Linked DNA regions of Mus musculus: region 2 is linked to region 1. Evidence: chromatin loops called from intact Hi-C (ENCODE). Cell type or tissue: heart. All regions are shown on one strand.

The links. Peaks named below come from ENCODE experiments on the same cell type or tissue, not always from the same donor. Only the 100,000 strongest peaks of a DNase experiment are listed, where the experiment ranks them.
Region 2: it touches region 1 in a loop (1.9-fold over the local background); 1 of 42 quality-filtered maps calls a loop at or near these places.

What each region holds. Positions count from the first base shown.
Region 1 is chr11:69,322,643-69,325,142 of GRCm38, reverse strand. Cntrob (centrobin, centrosomal BRCA2 interacting protein) reads left to right here and starts at 1,270. Exons shown (of 19, transcript NM_172560.3): 1 at 1,270-2,453. The coding sequence starts at 2,181. It overlaps Trappc1 (trafficking protein particle complex 1), which reads right to left and starts at 1,157. Exons shown (of 5, transcript NM_001024206.2): 1 at 1,077-1,157; 2 at 887-985; 3 at 678-748; 4 at 181-319. The coding sequence starts at 985. In heart, no CTCF peak of the experiment used is centred here; DNase peaks (open chromatin) are centred at 1,242 and 2,282; H3K4me3 peaks cover 2,433 bases; H3K27ac peaks cover 2,110 bases.
Region 2 is chr11:69,069,401-69,071,900 of GRCm38, reverse strand. It overlaps Tmem107 (transmembrane protein 107), which reads right to left and starts at 1,092. Exons shown (of 5, transcript NM_025838.2): 1 at 868-1,092; 2 at 610-677; 3 at 427-527. The coding sequence starts at 954. In heart, a CTCF peak has its summit at 1,134; a DNase peak (open chromatin) is centred at 1,110; H3K4me3 peaks cover 1,870 bases; H3K27ac peaks cover 1,863 bases.

The sequences.
Region 1 (2,500 bases):
TAAAAAAAAAACCCAAAAACCTGCACAAGCTCTCCCTTAGAGAAGCTATTACTGTTTAAGGAGCTAAAGGCTCTGGAGAAAACTGAGTTCAACAGGGATGTGATACAGAAGGATAAGGGCAGAAAACCCGAGGGACTCCTAGGGCTCTAGGAGGAAAAGGGTTCCTCTACTGACACTGACCGCACTGTAGATATGGTGTAGAACATCTCGGATAGGGCCCACGCCCAAGTCAGTATTCATGACAACCTTGATTCCAGTGGGAGTCTCGTAGTAATGGAGTTTGTAACGGCTAGTTTGGAAAGACAGAAAGCCATCCTTCCTGCAGAAATGAGTATTCAGACAGGAGTGAAATCACTCCCAAAGAAATATTTGTGATGCCCTCAAGGTCAACTCCTTCCTATTCATATAGATAGTTTGTAGCAGGTTCATTGAGTAAAAACACCTCCGGTCATCCCCACCCCCGATGTAATTGCAACTGCCTTCACTCTCTCCCCACTTTCAGACCATTCCTGTATCCGCTCCTGCCAGCTTCAAGATTCTCGATCCAGATTCAGCCTCTCTAAAACACACCCTCCCCTCTTTGGGGCCACACGCCACTTCCATTCCAAAACAATATCTCCTGTTCCCAAGGCTGGCTAGCTAGCCCTCCCTTCAACACCCCTCTAAAACCACCGTACATGTCTAGCGGGGACATCTTGCTGACAAACGAACGAATGGAGAAGAGCATTCCATACATCAGCTTGTACTCCTGGAGGGAGAGGTGGTAGAATTAGATCTCGGTTATGGAGGGGGGACAGGATGGGAATAGGAAGGACTTGGGATTTGGAGGAAGAGGACTGGACTGGGACTATGTGCATTTGGGGATTCGCTGGGACCCTCCGATCACCTCTTCCTTAGGGATCCCTGCTTGCTTCTTGCGGTGCCACTCGCTGTAGTGTAGACACACTCCATTCCGGTCAAAAAGGTACAGATTGTGGACAGTCATCTGCAAGATAAAGAGCCTCGCTCAGTGGCTGGTACCCAACTCTCTAGAACCTGATTCTTCAGCCAGGTGGGAACCCCACCCCCGGACTCACCGGAATTGCTCTGAAAGAGGGTGACAAGCTACTTCCGGTTTATAAAGCCCAGCTGGGTCGTAAGCGGCAACCTCAAGAACCCTTAACTCCGCCCCGATAGTCTTACTAGACTCCGCCTCCCTCCTGAAGCCAATCCGTGGTCGCCGATGCCGCGCGCATGCGTGCCCACGTTCCCGGGCCTCTGAAGCCCAGTGATGTGCGGGGAGCTTGGTCTCGCGGGCGGGTGACGTAATTCGGTTGGAGGCGGGATTGCAAGCGGTGGGCGGGAGGCTGCCAACGGTTTTGCAAGCTAGTGTCGCGCTAGGGAGGTTGGCCTTTGGTCTTTCTCTGTGGAGGTTATGGGGCTTGGGGGACAGTCCTCCTCATCTTGGGAAACCAGGGCCGACATGCTCAGAGTAGTCGGAGCCAGGTGGTTGCGGTAGAGAATACCAGGCGGCTGGTTGCCGGGTGTATGTCTGTGCGCGCGCGCGCCCCTTTTATTGAGATTTCTTAGGGTGGGATAGGGAGGAATTCTATGGACCTCTGCTGTGGCTTTTTTTTTATCAGGAAGGATTAGAGGGGAAATCCGAGGAAGTCGACTCTGGGTGGGACAGGTGAAGAAAGGGCGAAACGGGGGTGTTGTGGCATTGAAGTCTTGCCTCTTTCTTCACTAAAACCAATTGGGGGACATACATTGGGCCAGCTTTGGTTTGAGGTCTGTTTCAGTTTGCACATTTTGAGTGTGGGGAAAAAAAAAAGCTAACCATGGTTAACCCGTGCCGAAACTGATTTGCAATTTCCAGGACCCTAGTTAGGAGGAAGGAACTGCAGCGGTTCTGTCTCCCTGCATGCAGGTCTTCTGACCATTCCCCTGACTTTCTGCCTTGCACATCCGCTTTTAACCGTTCCCAGGAGTTGGGAGAAAGAATGTGTTTGCCCTCTCCATGGTCTCTGGAGTCAGTGGACACTCCTCTAACCAGAAAGCTCATTTGTTGAGGACCCAAAGTGTCTTCCTCCCTTCCAAATCTTTCTTCTTTGTGAACTTATCCACAAGTTTGGACCCCTCTCAGAACTGAGGCAGGAGTTCCCAGTCCCCTGCTGAGTCCAGTTGTCTCTTCACTGTACATGGCGACAGCAGCCCCCAGTCCCAGTTCTCCTCTCCGACCTGAGGACCTCCTGAGCGATTCGTCAGAGCCTCCTGGGTTGAACCAGGTGTCCTCCGAGGTGACCTCCCAACTGTATACTTCTTTGCATCTCAGCCGCCAAGCTGAGGCCACGGCCCGGGCCCAGCTGTATCTAGCTCCCACCTCCTCACCTCCTAACGAGGGCTTAGACAGCTTGGCTCAAGAACTGAGTCGCAGCTTGTCCGTTGGATTGGAAAACAACTTGAAGAAAAAGGTGAGAGAGGTGCGTCTTGGAGATCTCTCGGGTGTTAGAAAGCATTA
Region 2 (2,500 bases), 250 kb after region 1:
AGATTTAAAAAAACCCAAAAAATTCACCTGCCCCTGCCTCCCGTGCACTAGGATTAAAGGCTTGCAGAACCACACCTGGGCTCTATTTTCTTGGTCCCTTCTGAGTTCCCATAGTGCTTTGTATTTTACACACACCTACAAGCATACTGTTTAATCACACTGATTTACAGATGTTTGTCTGCCACCTCTTCAAACGGGATAAAATGATTTTACTCCCATCCAGGGATCGCCAGAACCTGGCTCACATCCGGATTTAACGAATGTTTGAAGTCTATTAATTCCCCAACAGTGTCTAAAACCTCTCACCTAGAGAGAGATTCGGTTTACCATGTAGAGCAGACACTTGTGCCCCAAAGGCCTACAGAGGTGGAAAGAGTGGTAACTGGGATGAGTCACCTGAGGACGATGGCCAAATAAAAAGGATACAGAGGAGGCTCTGGGTGCTATTGAACATGGAGACTCCTGAGAGGAAGCCAGCCAGCTCCACTGCAAAGAGGCCCAGGGTGAGACAGAGCGCGGCTACCAGCCTGCAGAGAGAAAAGGGCTTGGACCAAGGTTTCTGGATTCTGTTGAAGACCCCTGCACTCTCACCCCGCCCCAAGAGCTCACTGGTTGTCCTGCTTTTCGTATTCCTCCGGGGTGAATTTGAGAGGCAGGCAAGCCTGGATGTTGCTTTCCTGGCGAGCCGGGCAGAAAGAAAGAAATGTCAAAAGAGGAATGGGGCTGCGGGGACAAGTTGGGAAGGGGCCGGGGAACGGAGCAACGAACGGACCCTGTGTGAGTGGACTGAGCTGAGCTGGGTCCACTCCAAGATGAGAATGGGAGGGCCAGGAGGGCACGCGCACGCGCGCCCTGTCCGCGTCTTACCCGGGACCAGAACAACGTGATGACAACCACCAGATGAGCCAAGAGCGTCAGGAACCGAGAGGGCACGAGCCCGGAGATCCGACCCATGGCCTCGGGGGCCTCGAGTGGAGGCCGTGGGTTTTGAGGTTGGAAGTCTGGGGTGGGTCACTCATCAAGTCTCCCTGAGCAAGCAGGCCAGACCTCTCTACTTAAGTGTCCTTCCCGCGCGCTCGGGCGCCGCCCGGCTGCCATGGTAACTGCGTCCGCAAGCGCCACGCTGCTGCTTTCGGAAGTCTCGCGATAGTGCTGCTCCCTCTACCAACGTCTATAGGCGCGGTACGTGAGCCGTTGATGGACCCAAGAGGATGCAGCCAGAACCACCAAATCCTCCCTTCTCCTGTGCTTCCCACTCACTGCCTTGGGCGCTAGGAGTCGAGGGGACGAACGAGGAGAGGCTGATGCACCGAGCTTGTCCCAGGGTCAGGCTAAGTCCCCTAGCCCCTGGTTGTCAGAGGACTCCCCCTTCCGCCCTAGAGCAAAACTTTGCCGAAGAATGACTCTAATTTCTTCCTAAATAACTTGTCTCCGTGTCATGAGAGATTTGCCGAGTGCAGAAATGAGCAGCCTTGGGATGGTTAAAATTGGATGTGGGTGAGGTGACTGCCTCGGGAACCGAGGGGATCTGAAAGGGTGAAGAATGGAGCGGGGGACTGGAACTGCTTGCGCTTAGCCTAGGCTGGGACGCTGACCCACCACCGATTTCACTCTTGCTCTGAGTTGTTAGGCCCCGGACATTGCTCAGTTACAGACCAAGAACCTCTTCTTAGGGTGATGTGACCGATTTGGGGCTTCGGATGAAATCCCTGCAGATCGGAGAATCGGAAAGTTCTCAGCACTTTCCAGTTCACAATCAAGTCCCATGTCAATGGACCTCCCATCCCACTTGCACTCTCTGGTCCCTCCATTCCTTTTTCTTTGTGCCTCTAAACCAGCCCAAAAGACAAGGCTCAGGACCAGAGGGATTTCATCTATTCAACAAATATTTGATGTCTCCCAGATGCCAGGCACTGTGCCCCAAATCTGAGAGTACCTCGATAAAGTCCCTCCAGGTTATATTCTAGGTGGGGAGATTGATAACAGCCAAAACAAGAACAAAACCCAGCGAGGTAATGCGTGCTATAATTTTTTTAAATTAAAAGATAATACTAGAATAATATCAAAGGGAAGCTTTGAAAATAGATACTTCTTAAATTTTTGTTTCAAGGAATTGGCAGAGAGAGAGAGGAAGGAGGTGGAGGAGGAGGAGGAGGAGGAGGAGGAGGAAGAAGAAGAAGAAGAAGAAGAAGAAGAAGAAGAAATGATTCTGTCTCCCTAAAGTAATACATGGGGTTCCCTTTCCTAAGCCAGTTAAAGGTCATGAAAGACAGACTGGAGGTCTTCTAAATGAACGGGGGGTAGGGGGGTGTCTAACTGAACCTGAGATCCCAAACCAGGCAAAAGAATTGCCCCCCCCTCGCCCCCTTTTATTATAAAAGACTGAGGTGAGATGCTTGGCAAGTTTTGTATAGGGTTTGTAACTTAAACAACAGCATTGTAATCATGTAATTTCCTGATTTTTTTTTTCAGTATTGGAGATAAGCTCCAGGCCTCTTAC